Linked DNA regions of Homo sapiens: all the other regions are linked to region 3. A link is a contact called in ENCODE Hi-C or POLR2A ChIA-PET data. All regions are on one chromosome and are shown on one strand. Each heading gives the region's core, a stretch centred on a gene start or an enhancer-like site at or near the end of the contact. The rest is flanking DNA. Distances are from core to core; before and after follow the strand shown. Region 1 has its middle 33 kb from the start of LTBP4. Region 2 holds the start of NUMBL (NUMB like endocytic adaptor protein). Region 3 holds the start of C19orf47 (chromosome 19 open reading frame 47). Region 4 holds the start of PSMC4 (proteasome 26S subunit, ATPase 4). Region 5 holds the start of ZNF780A (zinc finger protein 780A). Region 6 has its middle 6.6 kb from the start of FCGBP. Region 7 holds the start of ZNF546 (zinc finger protein 546).

Region 1 (2,973 bases), core at 1-2,500, 290 kb before region 3:
TAGAGCCGACAGAATTTGCTGACAAATTTGATGTAAGATGCAAAGAAATGTTCTGGAGAAGGGTGAGACAGAGGTGCAGATGACGTGCGCCAGGCACCAGTCTCTCTGTTCCTCTCCCAGCGCTGCTTCCCCTCGTGTTGGCTGCATTTTCAGGCCAGCTCTTCTCCCATGTAAGAACCCAGTGTTCCAAGCCTGTGCCCTTTCAGCACAGTATGTCTAGGAAGCCCCTTCTTCAACAATCAGCAGTAGTTCCAGAGCCAATGCTCATCAGTCCAGCTTCAGGGACACACCTGTCCCTAAGCCAGTTGCAAAGGCTGAAGGGAAGGGATTCTCTCACTGGCCAGGTCTGGAGTCTTCCAGTAGGGTCAACATGTGAACCAAATGAGCTGAGAGTGAAGGAGGCAGCTCTCCCTGTGGGAGAGACAGTTAAAGTAGTGGTTTTCAAAGTGTAGAGATGGGGTTTCACCATGTTGGCCAGGCTGGTCTCGAACTCCTGACCTCAGGTGATCCGCCTGCCTTGGCCTCCCAAAGCACTGGGATTATAGGTGTGAGCTACTGCGTCTGGTCTATAGCATTTTGTTTTGTTTTATAGAGACAGCTCTTGCTCTGTCGCCCAGGTTAGTCTAGAACTCATGGCCTCATGACATCCTCCTGCCTTGGCCTCCCAAAGCCCTGCGGTTACAGGCATGAATCACTGCCTGGATGATCATAGCTTTTTTTTTTTTTTTTTTTTTGAGACAGAGTCTCACTCTGTTGCCCAGGCTGGAGTGCAGTGGTTCGATCTCAGTTCACTGTAACCTCCGCCTTCCAGGTTCAAGCTATTCTCATGCCTCAGCCTCCCGAGTAGCTGGGATTACAGGTGCCCACCACCACACCCGGTTGCTTTTTTGTACTGTTTTGTAGAGACGGGGTTTCACCATGTTGGCCAGGCTGGTCTCGAACTTCTGGCCTCAAGTGATCCACCTGCCTCGGCCTCCCAAAGTGCTAGGATTACAGGTGTGGGCCACCACGCCAAGCCTACTAGCTATTGATGATGATGATGATGATGATGATGATGATGATGATGCCAACGATGACAACGACGATGACCCCAGCCTGCAAAACCAAGGGCTGGCTAGCAAAAGCTCGGGGCTCGCTGAAGACTTTACGAGCATCGGCCACTAGGGGGCGCAGCCGGCTTGGGCTGCGCCGGCGCGCGGTGGCCATCGGGGGGCGCTGCGTTGCTTGTCTGGCGAGCGCGGTGACCGCCTGGACTACCTCCCTCTGAACATTCCAGAGGAGAACGCGTCGGTCCCGGCCAGTGCCAGAAGCCCCAACGCCAGGTCTGGGGGTTAGTGCAGGGGATGCAGGCAGGATAACAATTAGATCCATGGGGCACACCCTCCAGGCCCGGCGGCGGGCGAGATCTCAGAAGAAAGATCCCACTCCCAGGATGCTGAAATTCGATTGCAGTTTTCCAGCACTGTTGGCCAGCCCTGTCGCAATTCCTGGGACATTTATGCAGCAAGGTGGTTGTGGGGGCGGGGTGGGAATGGGATACCCACAGAAGATTCCGAGGAAGGATGAGAATACTTGGAAATTGCCTGCAACCTTTGTTTGTGTGAGTTTTTCTTCTGTGAATGAGCTTTCGACAGATTCTCAAAGGGATCTAGACGCCCAAACAGAGACTGTTCAGAGCTTTGTCTCTTTCTCCAGAAAGCCTTCCCTGATCATCTCTCAGACTGGATCAAGTGTCTCCTCTGGGCATGCATGCCCTCTGATCTTCCCCCACCGCAGCCTGACCCCTGCCTGTGCCTCCCCCATACAGCACAGGCTCTCATGTGTGGTGATGTGTCGGTGTCCCCCATGAAGGCAAGGGCCTGGGATTTCTCAGGCACCAAGATTGTCACCATTGTTGTCCAATACAGGCCTTAGATACCAAAGGAAAGACATCTAACAGACACTTGCTCTCTTACTTCTAGGCCTTCGGAAGTGCTGTCCCCTCCACCTGGAACATGGTTCTCCACCTCTTTCTCTTTTCTTTTTCTCTCTCTTTCTTTCTTTCTTTCTCTTTCTTTCTTTCTTTCTTTCTTTCTTTCTTTCTTTCTTTCTTTCTTTCTTTCTTTTCCTTCCTTCTTTCCTTCCTTCCTTCCTCTCTCTCTCTCTCTTTCTTTCTGACAGAGTCTCACTCTGTTGCCCAGGCTGGAGTGCAGCGGTGCAATCCTGGCTCACTGCAACCTCTGCCTCCCGGGTTCAAGAGATTCTCCTGCCTCAGCCTCCGGAGTAGCTGGGATTATAGGCACCTCCACCCCTTTCATCTTGCTCATTTCCCTACAGTAATCAACTCTCAGCTCCAACATCTCCTCCTCCAGGAGCCCTCCCTAACCACCCCCCAAGGCTGGGTTAAAGTTTGTGTTCCTCGAATTCACTTATTGCAAAGCAGGAAAATATTTGTTGAATGAATGACTGAGGAATTAGTGGTTGGGTCGGGTTCCCTGTATCAGCTGGAGGGTAACTTTCTGAAACGCTTTGTAGAGTCGGCGTTTTTAAAGAAGGGCTTTATTGACTTATGATTCACATACCACACAAGTCACCCATGTGTAGTGTATAATTCAATGATTTTTGGTACAGACAGTTTTGTGCAACTGTCACCCCTTTGTGGAGCCTTGAGCCACTCCTTGTCTGACACTCCTCCCCACCAAGGCCTTGTGTTAGGTGTTTCTCACTGTCCTGTTGAAGGGGATGGGGTCTGGCCTCCTCCTCCACCCTGGGAGGGAGAATTGGTAAAGAAAAAGACCTAGCCAGGCCAGGTGCCGTGGGTCATACATGTAATCCCAGCACTTTGGCAGGCCAAAGTGCAGGAGAATCACTTTAGCCCAGGAGTTTGAGATCAGCTTGTGCAACACAGTAAGGTCCCCTCTCTACAAAAAATAAAAATTAAAAAATTAGCTGAGCATGGTGGCACATGCCTGCAGTTCCAGCTAATTGAGAGGC
Region 2 (2,700 bases), core at 65-2,564, 340 kb before region 3:
TCTGCCCTGGGTCAGAGGAGCCCCCTTGGGCTTCCCAGTCTTGCCTGGCTCTCCTCCTTGGCCCAGGAGCTCAGGATCCCTGGGGCTGGGGAACTCCCAACTTCGTGCCCTAGATCCTGCACCTCCCCACTCGAAAGTGGGTATCCGAAAACTAAGCCAGGGAAGCGGTTAACTTATCTTTGCCAACATTTGAGGGAGCCTTGGGCCGCTGCATGTCGTTATGCAGATCAGACTCATCAGGGGGAGCCCTCACCTCTGCCTCAAGCCTCCCGTGGAAGGCGAGATGGTCCTGGAGGCAGTCCTCACCTCTGCCTCCCTCGCTCCTCCAACAGCTGCCTTCTCCCGGGTTCCAGCCTCTCAGTGTGTTGGAGAGGTAGGGGTGCGGGGTGGGGGGGAGCTGAATCTTCAATCGGAATAAAAGCAGCCCTCCCCTTCCCCCAGCTCTTTTCTCTGCGCTAGGGTTGGGGGGAGAGGGGGAGGAGCTCGCCAGCGGCCTCCAGGTGCAGATGGCCAGCCCCCCTGCACCCCCTTGTCTGAAAGCCTCAGCCCTGCCTGTGCCATCTGTTGCCGGGAACCTCCTTCTCGCCTTCCCCACCCCCCCCCACGTGCTGACCACCTGCTCTAAGGGCTGTGGCAGCTGAGGCCTCCCACACACACAGTGCCTCTTGGCTGCGGGCTCCCTCCCCTCACTCCTGGCAACCTCGCCTTTACTAATGGGCTCTAATGTCCCTGCCAGCTGCTTTGCCAAACCCACAGGATTGGCGTAGGGGGCGGCGGGGGCGCCGTAGCGGCCAGAACCGCGCCCTGGTCCCACCCCGGCGCCCCCGTTCCCAAAGCCGAACCGATCGCGCATCAGGACGCCTTGGTCTGTTCACACCCCCTCCCCTTCCTTGCAAAAAGTGCCTCGTCACCGCTCCTGCCCGCCCCCGCCGGGCTGGGGAACCATGGGGTTAGCGGGAAGATTTGGGGGTGTGGGGCGGCAAGGCGCCTCTAGAAGCAACTCTTTCGGACGCGGAGCTGGAGGGGATCTGAGGTCAGGTGTCACGGAGGGAAAGGGAGCCCAGGCCAGGACGGACCGGGGGAAAGGACTCGGCGATGTTCATAGGCATGCTCAGCTCGGGACTGGCCAATGGGCGTGGCGGGGCGGTGGCCGCGCCGGGGAAGGCGGGATGGTGTCTGCGTGTGGGCGGGGTCTTCAGGCCAAGGGGCGGGGCGGGGCGGGACCTTTCTGCATATACGGCAGGCGGCGGGCCAATGGGCGGGGTCGGGGCGGGGAGCCGAGGCCGAGGGACGCTCCCCCGCCCCCGGAACGGAATCCTCCCGGGAGCCGAGGAGGCTCGCGCGCGTGCATCCCGCACCATCCCCCGGCCCCGGGCCCTGGCCGGCGTCAGACCGAGCTGCCGCCGCCACCACCGCAGCAGCAGCAGTCGGGGAGCCAGGCCCAGCCAGGGCCGCGGGAGGCGGGGGCGCCCGGGCCCTGGATGTCCCGCAGCGCGGCGGCCAGCGTGAGAAGGGCGGGAGAGGGGGGCTCGGGTCGGGGGCGGCGCCGCTGCTGATGTGGCGGAGGGTGGGAGGCGGCCGCGGCGCCCGGATGGAGAGAGGGTGCCAAGGCTGGAGAGGGTGGTCCCGGGTGGGGGTCCAGGAACAGGCCCAACAAGCCAAAGCCCAGGAGACCGGGGTCTTGGGCACAGACCCCTGGGCCATCTCTTGCCAAGGCCCTGGAAATAGGGATCCTGGACACAGACCCCCCACAAAACCAAGGACAGGGGTACAGAGATTCTAGGTACAACTCCTAGAACTAGATGGGGATGGAGATGGGGTCGGGGACACAGCCCCCGTATCAAACCAAGGCCTCCAGGACGCGATTCCAGACACAATCCCTACCTCTCCCTGCCTAAGGGGGTCTCAGCACAACAACTGCCTAGGTACGGTCTCGAGGATGGGGTCACTGGGTACAGCGTTCCCACCACGCCAAGGCCTAGGGGGACTCCAAGCACAGCCTGCCCCCAGGTCTCAGAGGCACCCTGGGCACAGCATCCCCCCAATCCTTGGGCGGAGTCCCAGGCACAGCCACTTCTCAAAACAAGGTCCCTGTGCCTGGGACTCCACCCCACCCCAGCCTGAATAAAATAAGGACAATTTCAGGCAACCCCCAATCCCTCCACCCCCTGGCTTGGTCATGGGTCCCAGGGCACAGGATCCCTAGGCCACCCCCTTTGTCCCCAGGGCTGCCCAGCTGTCCAAGAGTGGCCCCACCCGCAGACAATGCACCGCTTCCCCCTCCTGGACCTGGCCCTCAGGCTCCAGGATACAGGCTGGGCTGGGGGCGGCTCCCCAGGGACCGGGTGCAGCCCTGTCTGTCTGCAGTGTCTGCGGTGACGGTGACGGCGGCTTTGTGTGTGGTACCTGGGGGGAAGGGGGGAAGCAAGCGATGGGGAGGTGGCTAGGAGTGTGCCCTGTGTTTGTGTGACTGTGGCTGTGTATGTGTGTGTGTGTGTGCACGCGTACGCTGCAGCTGGTGACTGAGGAATCCTGTGTCGTGTGTGTGTGCTTGTGGTGGTGTCTATGATTGTGTCTGTGACCCTAGTATCTGTGTGACTGTGTATGTGTGTGTGACAGCTGCTCACTGTGCAGAATCCTGTACTTTTTAGTCTGTCTGTGTTTGGAGGTGTGCATGGTTGTGACTGTGGTTGTCTGTGA
Region 3 (2,708 bases), core at 209-2,708:
TCCCGAGTAGCTGGGATTATAGGCATGCACCACCACGCCCGGCTAATTTTGTATTTTTAGTAGAGACGGGGTTTCTCCATGTTGATCAGGCTGGTCTCGAACTCCCGACATCAGGTGATCCGCCCACCTTGGCCTCCTAAAGTGCTGGGATTACAGGCATGAGCCACCGCACCCGGCCGAGGGTGACATGGTTAATAACAATATTAGCCAAAAACACCATGTCAAGCTGAGCCTACCACAAGAATAAACTCACAGAATCGTCACACTCAGCCCTGATGTGGATGTCCCCGTGTGCATTTTGCAGATGAAGCTGGGATTGGAAAGGTGCCATAAGGCAGTCAAGGTATCCAGAGGTGTAGTGGTGGGGCTGGGATTCTGACACACCCCAGGTAATGGGCTGCAGTACCCCGTATGTTATGTGAGATGTGACACGGGGAAATGACGAAGACACGGAGGGAAGAAAAATAACTGTAAGGCTGGGTGGCTCCTTATGGGGAAAACTGGAAGCATGAGGAGTGGATGGTGACTGGTCAGAGGAACAGTGATGCCAAGGGAGGGACAAAGACACAAGGGGTAATGATGACGTAAGAGTTGCATTAGCGCGATTTAAGAAGAGCGATGGGGACAGTAGCCATGCGAAGGTGACTTGGGGGTATGATGAGGGTTTAAAGAGAAATGAGGATTTTATAAAGGAGAAATGGCAACAAAAGCAGGATGCAGGTAACATATGGCGATGACGAATTTAAAGGGAGCGATTACGACCTATGGTGGCAAAGAGGGCTTACAGGGAACGAAAGCGAGTTAAGGGCGTTGATGACAACAAGAGGAGTTGTGAGGATTTAAAGAGGGTGATGGCGACAGAAGGAGTTGTGAGGATTTAAGTGGGATGAGACAGAAGGAGAGGAATGGTGACATAAAGAGACCGAGGACGACATAAATTATAGCGTGGAAGACAACGCTATAATTATATATATTATATTCCATATATTATATTCCATATAATATATATTATATTCCATGCATTATAGCGTGGAAGACAACACGAGGAGGGTAGCCGAGGCGCCGCGCCCCCAGATCGCACAGTACCTGCACTCCACGTCTCCCACTCCGAGACCCAGCCCCACACGCACCTTCCAGGCTGTATCCCCGCCTGACGGCCCCTCCTAGCCGCGCGCAGGCGCACTACGGCTAGACTGCAGGCCGGCGGGGGCCAGGCATGCGCCTTTCTCATTGGCCGCGCCGCTTGCTAGCTTCGGGCGGAGGGGAGCGCCGGGCCGACGGTGGGCGGTCACGTGACGGTTACGACTGCACTCTCGCTGGTGTCGGTGGGCGGTCACGTGATGGTTATGGCCGCACTCTCGCTGGTGGCGGCCTGTTGGGGTAGAGCGGCCGCGGACGAGTCAGTTCAGCTTCCGGCGGTGAGAGGATGCTTCCGGGGCGGGCAGCCCGGGCCGGGGGAGGAGTGTCTGACAGTTGGCGCCGCCGGGAGGGAGGGCGGGCGGCGCGAGTGGGCGCGGGCCCGGTGGGCCAGGTGAGGCGCGGGCCGGGGGTGGTGGGACTGGGCCGGTTGCGGTAGGGACGGGTGGCGTCCGGGTGTCTGGACTCAGTTCGGGCTCCGTTGTACGGCTTCGGACTTACGATTTGTTTCTTTGAGCCTCAGTTTCCTCCCCTGTGGAATGGGGGTTAGAATCCGACTGTATCACCGGCTTTATAAATGGGAGTGAGAAGTCAGGTCGTGTACGTTGGATGCCTTAGCTCAGCGCCTCCGCATAACGCTCACTTCGTTACTATACTATTATTATTAGTATTGATGTTTGAGCGCTTAGTATGAAAAATTGTTGGGTTTGGAAGCCGTCGAATTTTGGTTCAAGTCCCGCTCCACTGTGCGGCAGTGGGGCCTGTGTCTTCGCTTCCTTGAACCCCGTTTTTTCTCATCTGTACAATGAGAGCAGATAGTCCCAATATCATAGGGTCGTCTTGAGGATTCTGATGAAATCTGTGTGTGTAAAGATTTTAAGCAGAGGGGCTGGCACAGTGAGAGCTCGTGGATTGGGACTATAATGATAATGATTCTGAGAGTCATTGGTGTAGCTGGGAATTCCAGGGAAGCTGGGGGAGAAAGCTCAGAGACAGCAATAGGAAAAACTTAGAATTGGAGCCGGGGAAATCGACATCCTGTCACTTACTATTTGACCAATTTTGCTGAGTCCTGAAGTACTAGTTTTTTTCTTTTTCTTGATAATGACTAGTGCATTTTTTTCCCCAGTAAGTTAATTTGAGAAGGCAAATTTGCATTGCTGTCTTCTTCTTTTTTTTTTCTTTGAGACGGAGTTTCGCTCTTGTTGCCCAGGCTGGAGTGCAATGGTGCAATTTCGTCTCACCGCAACCTCCGCTTCCTGGGTTCAAGGGATTCTCCTGCCTCAACCTTCCGAGTAGCTGGGATTACAGGCATGCGCCACCACGCCCGGCTAATTTTTTTTGTATTTTAGTAGAGACGGGGTTTCTGCATGTTGGTCAGGCTGGTCTCGAACTTCTGACTTCAGGTGATCTGCCCGCCTCTGCCTCCCAAAGTGCTGGGATTACAGGTGTGAGCCACCGTGCCCGGCGCATTGCTGTCTTCAATGGAAAACTAGCATTGCTGGCCATGAGAGGAAGGAAAAGTTCAGGTAAAATACAATGGAAACTGAACAGCCCATTACATTGTACAC
Region 4 (2,700 bases), core at 4-2,503, 380 kb after region 3:
TGATGTATTCCTCCTGCACCTCCAGGAACTCCAGCTCTTGCTGCAGCTTCTGCGAGCAGAGAGGGGACAGAAGGGGATGGCTCCAGACTTGCTGATCCAGAGAGTGGTGGAAAGTGGGGAAGAGTATGAGATGTCAGGTCCTGTGCAAGGTCTGGGTTGGGGGTCGAATGTACCTTGTAGCGGCTGTACAGGTCCTCCAGGTCCTCAGGCTCAGGGCCCAGGAAGGACAGGCCGGTCTGGGGCCGGGACACGGACAGTGCTGGGATCTCATCCTAGACGAAAGGGGATAACTCACATTGGAAGAAGACAGTCCTCTCATGAAAGCTTCCCAACTTCACTAATGTTTGTTCCCCTCCCCACTTCACCCTGATGTCACTTAGCCCCTAACAGACCCCTGATATCTTAAGACCCTCTAAATAGATCCTGGAAACCTTTTGGCCACCTAAACAAGCTCTTTATGTCAACTTGCCCCTCAAACAGATCTTATGTTATCATATACCACTCATAACATGTCCCCAGTGTCACACAACCCCCAACTAGGATCTAAACGTCACATCAACTCCTTATCAGACCCAAATGCCACCCAATCCCCTTCAAGAGGTTCCTAATGTCACATGGCTCTCCTAGATAGGCTGTTAAAGTGACTGCGCCTTCAACGAGTCCCAACATTCCCCAGTTTCCCCTCAAAGATCCCTTATGTCACAGTCTCCTAACTCACCTTAGACCTAAATATCACTCAGGCAAGCCACAGATAATACTTAACTACCCGCCCCATTACCCCCATCAGCAAAGCCCTGAACATCAGTCAGCCCCGCAGCCCAGACCCGGGGATCACTCGGCCGCACGGCGGGATCCCATATATCACTCACCGCCTGACCCAATCCCAACGCCGGGCCACCGACCTCACTAAGCACTACCGGCCAGGGTTCGAAATCAATCCGTCTCAAAGACCCACTAACGTCACTCACTCCCCCAGCCCCGCTTTCTGAGCCTTACCTCCTACCATCACTCGGCCACCCAGACAGGCCTTCGAATGGCACAAAGCTCTCCACCGAGGCCTCTAAAATAACCCCAACCTGGGCCGGGGTCCTGGAAGCCATTCCTCCCCCCACTCAGGTCTGGCTTCACCCTCTCCCCGCGAGCCCGGCCCGGACTAAAAAGCCCAAGTCCCCACTGTACCTGAGCCTTCTCCACCAAGATGCCTATCTCCTCCATAGTGACCAAGCCGGCCTCTGTGTGGCCTGGGATGATCTGTCACCGCTTCCGCTGACGACAACGGAAGTCCCTGGCTGAGGAGGCTTCTGGGAAGTGTAGTTTAAGTTACGGCTGAGAGGTGCTGGAAGGGCAGGATAGGACGAAGGGCTGGTCTGGGCTCCGCCCTCAACATAAGCTCATGCGCTGTCCGTACCCGCAGGCGCGAGGGCGGGACGGGAGCTGTGGGCGTGCGCAGTATCACGCGGTGGCGCCATCTCGCCCTGCCGTGGAGGGCTGGGGGTTCTCTCCGGGAGGTGGCGCAGCCCCGTTGCTCTTTCAACGGAGTAAGTTCGCAGAGCTCTGGCACGGACAGTCTGGCGGCCAACTGCTCTTCGCTTTCTAGTGTCTGGGCTGGAGGGTCCTTGAGCTGGGTTCCACAGAAGGGATTGATCGTACGGGCGGGTAAGGTCTCCACGTGGCGCTGATCCAAAGATTGTGCGCCGCGCGGGCGTGGGAAGATCCGAGCTGCCCCTGAAGGTGACATTTCATACTGGGCTTTACCCCGGGATTGAGGAGCCCCGAGCCCGCAGTGAGCAACCAATCGAGTAGAACCCACGCGTCTGGGCTGGGGAAAAGGAGGCAGCGAGTGCCCAGAAGTTGGGTAGCACAGGAGATCCATAGACCTTAGTTCTGTATCCCAGGTTTCCGCCTTACAGATCTATGCCAGGTCCTGCGCTTAAGCTTTACAGGCATCATCGTCGCAAGTATTATGTTTCCTCATTTATAGAGAAGGAGACAAGCTCAGAGCCACGAAGCCACCAGCCACAGTCAACAATGTGCCGAAGGGACAAAGCATAGATTGGGACCCAGGTCTGTCTGTCCCCAAAGCCTGTACTCTTGGCCCCAGGGAAACACTGCTACCCTTCACACCAGCTACAATTTTTGTTAAGTAAACCTTTTATTGAAGTTAAATAAAGAGAAGAGCACAAATCATTACAGCTCGACAAAATTACACAAAGTGAACATGCCCATACAACCTGAATCCAGATCGCAAAACCAAACAGTAGAAGCCTCATGTGCTCCCCTTTCCCCCATCCCTTCTTCTCCCCCCTCCACTCCCCGCCCCGAGACGGAGTCTCACTCTGTTGCCCAGGCTAATATTTGTATTTTTAGTAGAGACAGGGTTTCACCATGTTGGCCAGGCCGGTCACAAACTCCTGACCTCAAGTGATCTGCCTGCCTTGGCCTCCCAAAGTGCTGGGATTATAGGCGTGAGCCACCACATCCGGCCTCCCGATCCCTTCTAAAGGTTATCATTCATCTGTTTTTTTCTTTTTTTTTTAAGAGCTAGAGTCTCTGTCGCCCAGGCTGGAGTGCAGTGGCACGATCATAGCTCACTAGAGTCTCCAACTGCTGGCCTCAAGCTATCCTCTCTCCTCAGCCTCTGAAAGCACTGGGATTACAGGCATGACCCACCCCATGTAGCCTTTAAAAATATATCTTTTG
Region 5 (2,762 bases), core at 146-2,645, 260 kb after region 3:
ACTCTTAACCTTTTAGTGCTTTTCATTTAACATATTACCTGTAGGTAGCACCCATTTGGGTCTGACTTTTTGTTTATTTATTTATTTAATTATCTTTTTTTATTATACTTTAAGTTCTAGGGTACATGTGCACAAAGTGCAGGTTTGTTACATATGTATACATGTGCCATGTTGGTGTGCTGCACCCATTAACTCGTCATTTACATTAGGTATATCTTCTAATGCTATCCCTTCCCCCTCCCCCGACCCCACTATAGGCCCCGGTGTGTGATGTTCTCCACCCTGTGTCCAAGTGTTCTCATTGTTCAATTCTCACCTATGACTGAGAACATTTGGTGTTTGGTTTTCTGTCCTTGCGATAGTTTGCTCAGAATGATGGTTTCCAGCTTCATCCATGTCCCTACAAACGACATGAACTCATCCTTTTTATGGCTGCATAGTATTCCATGGTGTATATGTGCCACATTTTCTTAATCCAGTCTATCATTGATGCACATTTGGGTCTGACTTTTTAAAAAATCCAATCTGACAATCTTTTTAAATTAAGGTGTTTAGACCATTTACATTTAATGTGATTATTGATATGGTTGAGTTAATCATCTTATTTGTTTTCTGTCACAATTCTGGAATGAAAAGACGTTTTGCTCTTTATTATTACATGTTTCCTCCTTATGTAGCATAGGAAACTAGAAAAATGATTTTGAAAGTTAAATATTGTTAGACTACAACAGTGAAATCAGGCTCTTCCTAGGAAAAGCAAGCCCTTTTTTGCATTTGTTTATACTATTTTAACAAAGTGTTAATTATTCATCCTTCAAGATAAGGCAAGTAATTATCTGTGTATTTTTATCCGTTTCCATGTCGTCCTGAATCACGTTTTTCTCTCCAGATAACAGGAACATTGTCTCGAAGAATCCAGGACATTTGATTCTGAAATCTCCAATGTGAACCACACTTCCTCTCCTAGTATATAACCAACCAATTCTTTAGTTCAAGCTTTTCAAATTTATCCTAAGTCCCCTTCAAATAGCACAGAGAAGTGGAAGCCTATCGCTGGGGTCTGAGACAAAGGAGTTAAAGCACCTACATGTTGACATAATTTTACTTTAAATTCTTCTTTCTTCTTTAAAAGTTCTGCTCATTTGCATTCTCCATGGAGAGAAAAAGTAAATTATACTGACGCTCCGAGAGGGAAACGCTCTTCTCACATGGGGATCCTTGCTCATGGCAACAACCTGTGCACCCCGCGGGCTGGAACTCCCACGAATCCACTAGGCTCGGCTCCCTTAGGGGTCAGCCCCCATAGTATGCTGGGATCAACCTGAACGGATCACAGCTCAAGGCTTCTGAGGCTTTTTCTGTTCGGGACTGTATTTCCCAGCGGCCACCGCGCCAGTCCACTTCCGGTCTCCGGGGTCGACGACATAGCGGGGTAAGGTCTTCACGTCTGAGGAAGAGATCTGTGGCTGCGGGAGATCTCTGCGGATTGGGGCTCCAGCCTGACTGACCCGACAGTGCGGGTGGCCTAGGGGGAGGCGCTCAGAGTAGGAACCCGGGGGTGCAGACGGGATCTGCCGGATCCCCAGGCGTGTGTGTGCGCGGGTATCAGAGGAGGGGGATTGTGAGATCATGAGTGACGGAGGGGACTGTGAGTGTGTGCGTGAGGTTCTATGCACAGGCCCGGGAGGGCGTGTGGACGCAGCGCACTTTGCTGAGTGACACTGTGCCGGTGCCCCTAGGCTCCTGCTGCTTCCTCCCTCTTTCCGCTTCACAGCTGCGGGGACTGCAGCAGAGGAATGGCCCCAGTAGGGAGGTCAGATATTGAGCCGAGAATGAAGCTTTACACAAGAAAGCGCAGAAGTGCCCCCGAGTGTTCCCCAGGGGGGCAGCTACATGTTGAGAACCACAGCGTCCTCAGAGCTCTGTCCCCAGAAACCAGCTCCAAACTGGTTGTACTGGTTGAATCGATTCCTCTTCCTTTTACTTCCTTCCTATTTCGTGTGAAGTGAGGGAAATTGTGGCTATGGAGGGAGGGTGTTTTCAAACTTAGTCTGCGCTCCAAGAAATGCCTGGAGTCTCACGCTTGCCGTATCCTTCTCCAGTCGTATTTTTATCCAAAAGAAGGACCTGGAGGAGGATGAGAGCGTTACTGCTGCACACCTAAAGTCAAGGGTGAGTTTGTGCTTTGTATTTGTTCAAGACATGCGTTTTTGATTTTAGAATATTGAGATTTCCCCTTAAATTTTCAGTGAAACTAGGGGGATATGCAAATTGATTCGTGCCCCCTCCTTCACCTTTCCACTTAATAGTCACAAAACAATTTGGCAAATCGTTCACACCTTCCTGTGCGCTCTCTTTTTCGAAGCTGGTATAGAAATACACCTCCAGTAGTTAATATTAAAGCTCCATTTTAGACCCATATTTGGGAAGGAGGAGATTAGTGTTTAGGTGGAATCACACACTAGACATCAGTTGGTCTTTACAGACCTCCTTTTCAAAACAGGGAAGAATGGAGATGGTTGGATGATCTCCATTGCCTGTGAGGCATTCGGTAGTGGAAAAGTGACCGCACAGAAATTGGTATCAACAAGAGCCAGGATTTTTCCAGGGAGTCCATGAGATGATATTTGTAATACTTGCCAGATCTCTCTGAGGTTTGGCAGCTCCAGTTGTGTTTTAGGCGTGTGTGTGTGAGTGTGTGTGTGTGTGTGTGTGTGTGTACTGTGAGAGGCAGTACACTGTTGTGGTTAAGAATAGGGGAG
Region 6 (2,751 bases), core at 25-2,524, 410 kb after region 3:
GGCTGGGAGTGAGACAGCTGGCTGGCTTCCTATTTTGAGGTGGTTTAGTGAAAAAGAACAAAAGCCCCTTACTCAAGCTGTAGCTTGTCTGCAGCAGGATAATTAAGGAATCAGAGAGACCGTGGGGTTGAGGAGGAATTATTTAATTATTCAGGTGCACCGACCCAGTCAGATTAACATCCAAAGGACTGAGCCCTGAACAAAGAGTCAAGCTACCTTTTAAGCATTTCGTGGGGCTGGGGGAGATCTGTGCAGGGGGAAGCATATCACAGAAGTGAGAAACAAAGACAGTCATTCAATTGAGACATGCATTATATCATTTTTTTTTCAAGGAACAGCATGTTTTACGACTTGAGATTATCTGTCTAGTGATCTTACAGCTGCACAGCTAGAGAAACAGAGTCTTCACAATGCCTGGGAAAGGGAGAGATAAGGCTCACTAGCCATAGAAAAACAGGCAGTTAATTTTAAAGGACTCCAGCTCTTTCTCTTCCTCAGGGGGAATTGGGTTTTCTTACATACAACTAAGTTTTGCTTACACATTCTTTATTTCTTTTAATTCCTGTTCTATACCTAACCTCCAGCCAGTCAGCATCAGAGGCCCAAGAAGCTATTAACCACAAGTTCCTGCTTTAGGGGCTTAGGGACTTCCCCAGGAAGCCACAGGAACAGCTTAGGTTTCAACTTACAGTGATAATTTCCTTATTTCAATGCTAAAAATCATGCTCAGAGGTAGAGATTTAAAATGCCAATATTACATGCAATGTATGAAAAACCATGTTGAACCATTGTGCAGGCGCCAAGAAATCCCTTGTTAACACATGATGACAGGCACATCATGGCATCTGGACCCCTACAAGACAGATCGACTTGCTCCCTGTGGGGAGCAGCCTACCCTTTTCCTTTCACGGTGCTGACCTCCCTTCTGCACAAACGGAAACAAACTTTTTTTTTTTTTTCTCTTTAATACTGTGTCTGGTAATCTCACTTGATTTCTATCTTAGGAGACTACAACAAGCCAGGATGATGGTAACATCTCTGTCAAGATGACATAGATTTATTTTTCCTGGCTCCTCTCTGCTAAAAACCCTGGAATAACATAACAGACATTCTTAAGAGGACTCTGAAAGATAAAAAGAAGGAAAACTGACAAGGGCCTTAGAACTCGAGAAACATCTCAGTGGCCCAGCATCTCTCAATTTCCCACCCAACGACAGGACGTGGTCTAGATCCAGCATCTCCCCAGCCCCCTATCCAGCGGCAGAAAGCACCCAGGTAGGTGCTTTCCCCACCCTAGTGGATGGCAGAGATGAAGGAAGAGCCCTGCTGGCACCACGCAGCCCAGGGAAGTACTCTCCACCCTTTTGTGCCAGTGTCTCCTACTCCTAACGTAGCAGCACCAAGCAGGCCCCAAGAAAATGCTTTTAACCTCCATTGGTGGTACTAACAGGAATTGGGTATGAGCTCAACCAGCACCAGGCAAATGAAATAGACCGGAATAATAATGCAAGGGCTCTGAAAACTAAATTGTCATTGGAATCATAGCACACAAAAGTAGGCCAGGACCTGCATGCTAACCTAAAAACAGTGACTGCTAAAATGGAAGAGTTAAATAGGATCCAGGGTCTCCTCTCATAATACCAGAAATGTCCAGGATATAATTTAAAAATCATACATAATATGAACAACCAGAAAAATCACAACTTGAATGAGAAAAGCCAATCAACAATCTAACACTGAGATGAAAGATTTTAGAATTATCTGACAAAGATCTAAAGTAGCCATCATAAAAATGTTTCACCAAGCAAGTAGAAATTCCTTGCAAAGATGGGAAAGAAAAGAAAATCTCACCAAAGAAATGGAAAGTATGTTCTTAAAGAATCAAATGAAAATGATAAAACTGAAAAATACAATAACTAAAATAAAAACTCACTGGAAAGGCTCAAGAGCAGAGCAACTATGACAAAGGAAATAAGAAGTGAACTTGAAGATAGAACAATAAAAATTACCCAATCCAAAAAACAGAGAGACAATCAACTTTAAAAAAGAGAAACAGAAAATGACTAACAAGGGCTCAGAGAACCTGCAGGACAATTATAAAATAGCTAACATTTGTATTATCAGATTAACAGAAGGAGAAAAGAAAGTGGGGCTGAAAAATATTTGAAGAATAATGACCAAACCTTCCCAAATTTGGCAAAAGACATAAACCTACAGATGCAAGAAGCTAAACAGAATAAATCTGACGGATTCCATGCCAAAACACAGTATAACTAACTTATGAAAACAAAGGCAAACAATGAAACTATCTTGGAAGCAGCTAGAGAGGAATTATAAATTGTCTATAGGGAACACTGATCAAATGACAAAAAATTTCTTATCAAAAACCATGGAGAAGAAAGCCTGGAGCAATACTCTTCAAGTGCTGAAAGAAAATAACTATCTGCTGAGAATCTTTTTTTTTTTTTTTTTGAGACAGTCTCGCTCTGTCCTCCAGGCTGGAATGCAGTGGTGTGCTTTTGGCTCACTGCAACCTCCACCTCCCAGTGATTCTCCTGCCTCAGCCTCCCAAGTAGCTGGGACTACAGGCGCCCGCCACCATGCCCGGCTAATTTTTGTACTTTTATTAGAGACAGGGTTTCACCATGTTGGCCAGGCTGGTCTGGAACTCCTGACCTTGTGATCTGCCCGCCTCAGCACCCCAAAGTGCTGGGATTACAGGCGTGAGCCACTGTGCCCAGCCGAGAATCT
Region 7 (2,783 bases), core at 1-2,500, 350 kb after region 3:
AAAGGAAGGCCTGGGATAGGTCACTGGACAATTCAGGAAAAGCAAAGCAATGTTTCCATTTCCTAAAAACAAAAACATTTTATGCATTTATTTAAAGATTTACTTAAAGATATAGACCAGAGAGTTGCAATTTATGTGACAAATAATTTAGTCTTTTTAGATTGAATCAAATGAACTTCTTCAAAGGGAAAAATGCAAATGAAAGCTACAGAAAGTACCTGGGGATGTGATTTTTGTGACTGTGAGCAATGAGGTGACAGGCTCTGTGGTAGATTGTGGCTGTGCTTGACATAGCAGTGTGGTACCACGCCGTATGACTGGGTGCAGGCAAGGCTGTGTGAGGATTAGAATGTGTGATTTCCATTTTATGAATAAAAAGGAAATATAAACTTACCTGGACCTGAACTTTTAGACCTGCTACAACAATTGTTCCCTCCTTTTCAGGATCCCTGTTTTGATGAATAGCAGAATGGGGGAAGAAAAATAATCATGAGACAGCAGGCCTTTCTTAAGAGCACAGACCGACCTAGAATATCCCCTCCAGCGCCACATCTGTGCTGACCTCACGCACATAACAGCTGTGTGAGAGTGAGGCTGGGATCTGTCTCTGAACTCACACCAGGTTTCTAGATCAAAGGTATGGGAATGCAGTGGTTCTGAAACATGCAGCTGCCCACACAGCGGCTCCAACTGCGCAGTCTTCCAACCTGTCGTCCCAGGAGTCTGTTTTAGGGACACTTCTAATTCAAAAGTCCAATCGCCAACCCAGGTCTGTACCTTCTTGCTGGGAACCTTCATCCCAGAGCTCGATATTTGACTTCCCTCTTGGGGACACTGCTGTGTGCAAACACCGAGGCCGTGAGGAGGGTAGAGGGTCAGTGACACACACCAGAGAGCCAGGCACCTGTCTCAGCCTCACACCCGCACCCACACCCGCCCAACCCGGTCCTGACAGGCGCCCCGTCGCGCGCACACACACACATACACCGTCTGCCACATTTTGTCACACAATTTCCCTTCTCCGCTCCCCAAGCACGCACAGGCCTGAGGCTCCCTGCGGGCACGACACGCCAGGTCTGGGCCCTGGAGCGCCTCACTTTGGGCGGCAGTTCTATCCCCAGTCCTACTCGTAAGAGTCCCGTTCCGCCTCACCTAGCTCGGACTTCTCGCCCGCAAGTGAATAATAACGGTTAAGGTGACTGAACCGTTAAGAACGCAATGTAAAGGGCCCTTGGGGTCCAGGCAACACTGCCCAAGGGGCTTCTGGGAAATGTAGTCCACAGCCGGAAACTGATCCTTTTGGGCGGAGGCGCAGGCGCGCGCGCATCCGGCGGGTTCGACTCACTTACCAGGAACCCACGCAGGAAGCTGAGGAGGAGAACAGACGCCTCTGGGCCACTGGCCGGGCCACTTGAGCGTGGGACCGCCGAGTGTGACCCTGAGGCCGAGTGCGTGCGGGACTGGGCGATAGCTCCGCCAGGCAGGATTTTGTTTGTTTCACCTCTTGAGGTAGTCCCGGCGTGTAGTACATAATAGGCGCTTAATATGTGTATTGTAAAGAATGAGTGCCTGGCCATTTGTATTTGCCTTGTGAGCGCGTGTGTGTGGCACTGTGAGGGTTGCGGGACCGACGGAACCTCTCTGGCTCTGGCGGGTTGTGTTTCCGCGTGTGTGTAATTTGAGTGTGAGTCAGTGTGTAGTGAGTGAAGGGATCTGACTGGAGAAAACCACAGTAAATACCCGGGGCTGTGATTTTTGTGACTTTGGTCAATGGGACGACAGGCTCTGTGGTAGACTGGCTGTGCTTGACGTAACAATGTGGTACTATGCCGTGTGGTTGCCGGCAAGGCTATGTGAAGATGAGAATGTGTGATTTGGAAAATCTGGATGTGGAACATCACGGGTGCCAGTGGAATTGTGACTCTGTGTGTGTATAAAAGTTTGCAACCATAGGCCTATATGTCTGTGGGATAAAGAGAATATGTTGCGTCTTCTTGGAGTATCAGCTTTATTTAAACATTTGCATCAGAGAGTTGCGATTTATGTGCCAAAGATTTTTGTCTTTTTATATTGAATTAAATGAATTTTTTACAAAGAGAAAAATGAAAATAATAGTAACTTTCAAAAAATATTAAGAATTTCCTTCCACTCTTATATTCTGGCAATGGATCTTTGGCAATGGGTCTTTGGCAGATCAATTTGAAAAGCTTGGACTGAGGAAATTATACTTGGAAAGCACATTAGGCAGTCAGCCCTTGGTTCCTAAATACCATGCTCCACTGAAAGGAGCAAGGCTCCATGGAGAAATGGCAGATTCCAGAGCTGGGGAAGGGAAAGTTCAGAATGAACTTGGAACATCTTGTGCTTGAAAGTAAGGCAGTGCTCAAAGAATGGTGGGGACGTGTTCAAAGGACATGGAAACCAGATTGAAGGGACTTCCACTGACCAAACTTGACATGGTTTGAGCATCAAAATAAATAATGCTAGTTATAGATTAAAACCCATTAAATAACAGAGGGAATCATAATTCCAAACTGATATAAATTAGTACGTGAAAAAAAATTGAAAGTTTGATGAGGGACTGGATGTTTACATTGTTGCAAAGAACCCCTGCCCCCCCCCAAATCCCTTAAAAATGTGTCAATATAAGGCTGGGCACGGTGGCTTATGCCTATAATCCCAGCACTTTGGGAGGCCGAGGTGGGCGGATCGTGAGGTCAGGAGTTTGAGACCAGCCTGACCAACGTGGTGAAACCCTGTCTCTACTAAAAAAATACAAAAAT

What was found. A loop is a pair of places that touch in the nucleus more often than their neighbours do. ChIA-PET counts read pairs that join two places held with the same protein, here RNA polymerase II (POLR2A). Pooled maps may share reads with other maps.
Region 1: a pooled map shows a loop between it and region 3 (3-fold over the local background). The contact joins the enhancer-like site here to the promoter of C19orf47 in region 3. A Hi-C loop is called at or near these places in 4 of 50 pooled maps. POLR2A ChIA-PET finds 5 or more read pairs at or near these places in 4 of 52 experiments (B cell, BJ, HEK293 and 1 more).
Region 2: a map of naive thymus-derived CD4-positive, alpha-beta T cell shows a loop between it and region 3 (8-fold over the local background). The contact joins the promoter of NUMBL here to the promoter of C19orf47 in region 3. A Hi-C loop is called at or near these places in 1 of 168 maps with a recorded cell type or tissue (naive thymus-derived CD4-positive, alpha-beta T cell), 1 of 37 single-sample maps with no recorded cell type and 7 of 50 pooled maps. POLR2A ChIA-PET finds 5 or more read pairs at or near these places in 1 of 52 experiments (H1).
Region 4: a loop to region 3 is called in a pooled map, with 13 times the contacts of the local background. The contact joins the promoter of PSMC4 here to the promoter of C19orf47 in region 3. A Hi-C loop is called at or near these places in 2 of 37 single-sample maps with no recorded cell type and 12 of 50 pooled maps. POLR2A ChIA-PET finds 5 or more read pairs at or near these places in 1 of 52 experiments (Caco-2).
Region 5: a loop to region 3 is called in a map with no recorded cell type, with 22 times the contacts of the local background. The contact joins the promoter of ZNF780A here to the promoter of C19orf47 in region 3. A Hi-C loop is called at or near these places in 1 of 37 single-sample maps with no recorded cell type and 8 of 50 pooled maps. POLR2A ChIA-PET finds 5 or more read pairs at or near these places in 1 of 52 experiments (activated CD4-positive, alpha-beta T cell).
Region 6: a pooled map shows a loop between it and region 3 (6-fold over the local background). The contact joins the enhancer-like site here to the promoter of C19orf47 in region 3. A Hi-C loop is called at or near these places in 1 of 37 single-sample maps with no recorded cell type and 4 of 50 pooled maps. POLR2A ChIA-PET finds 5 or more read pairs at or near these places in 2 of 52 experiments (CD8-positive, alpha-beta T cell and Panc1).
Region 7: a map with no recorded cell type shows a loop between it and region 3 (9-fold over the local background). The contact joins the promoter of ZNF546 here to the promoter of C19orf47 in region 3. A Hi-C loop is called at or near these places in 3 of 37 single-sample maps with no recorded cell type and 9 of 50 pooled maps.

What each region holds. Positions count from the first base shown.
Region 1 is chr19:40,632,893-40,635,865 of GRCh38, reverse strand. No RefSeq gene overlaps it. Among named protein-coding and RNA genes, the nearest start is that of LTBP4, 33 kb to the right of the region's middle. Within about 2 kb of position 1,250, at least 8 of the 41 ENCODE cell types and tissues checked have a DNase peak (open chromatin) inside an H3K27ac peak, as active enhancers do.
Region 2 is chr19:40,689,265-40,691,964 of GRCh38, reverse strand. It overlaps NUMBL (NUMB like endocytic adaptor protein), which reads left to right and starts at 1,314. Exons shown (of 10, transcript NM_004756.5): 1 at 1,314-1,505. The coding sequence starts at 1,482. It overlaps COQ8B (coenzyme Q8B), which reads left to right. Exons shown (of 15, transcript NM_024876.4): 15 at 1-435. RefSeq lists silencers at 622-861, 1,182-1,521 and enhancers at 208-1,145, 2,361-2,410, 2,084-2,700.
Region 3 is chr19:40,347,147-40,349,854 of GRCh38, reverse strand. C19orf47 (chromosome 19 open reading frame 47) reads left to right here and starts at 1,458. Exons shown (of 9, transcript NM_001256441.2): 1 at 1,458-1,531. PLD3 (phospholipase D family member 3) reads right to left here and starts at 1,160. Exons shown (of 13, transcript NM_012268.4): 1 at 1,087-1,160. RefSeq lists an enhancer at 1,214-1,503 and a silencer at 1,494-1,583.
Region 4 is chr19:39,969,718-39,972,417 of GRCh38, reverse strand. PSMC4 (proteasome 26S subunit, ATPase 4) reads right to left here and starts at 1,253. Exons shown (of 11, transcript NM_006503.4): 1 at 1,180-1,253; 2 at 174-272; 3 at 1-49. The coding sequence starts at 1,215. LOC124904720 (a long non-coding RNA gene) reads left to right here and starts at 1,447. Exons shown (of 3, transcript XR_007067260.1): 1 at 1,447-1,538; 2 at 1,982-2,064. RefSeq lists enhancers at 290-969, 994-1,383, 1,884-1,933.
Region 5 is chr19:40,089,576-40,092,337 of GRCh38, reverse strand. It overlaps ZNF780A (zinc finger protein 780A), which reads left to right and starts at 1,395. Exons shown (of 6, transcript NM_001142578.2): 1 at 1,395-1,432; 2 at 2,103-2,172. RefSeq lists a silencer at 1,244-1,573 and an enhancer at 1,121-1,662.
Region 6 is chr19:39,939,859-39,942,609 of GRCh38, reverse strand. No RefSeq gene overlaps it. Among named protein-coding and RNA genes, the nearest start is that of FCGBP, 6.6 kb to the right of the region's middle. RefSeq lists enhancers at 672-761, 862-941. Within about 2 kb of position 1,274, at least 12 of the 41 ENCODE cell types and tissues checked have a DNase peak (open chromatin) inside an H3K27ac peak, as active enhancers do; they include CD8-positive, alpha-beta T cell, where a contact is called at or near this core.
Region 7 is chr19:39,995,527-39,998,309 of GRCh38, reverse strand. It overlaps ZNF546 (zinc finger protein 546), which reads right to left and starts at 1,250. Exons shown (of 7, transcript NM_178544.5): 1 at 1,153-1,250; 2 at 395-449; 3 at 1-62. RefSeq lists a silencer at 216-315 and enhancers at 1,134-1,428, 1,101-1,600, 1,436-1,615, 1,601-2,102.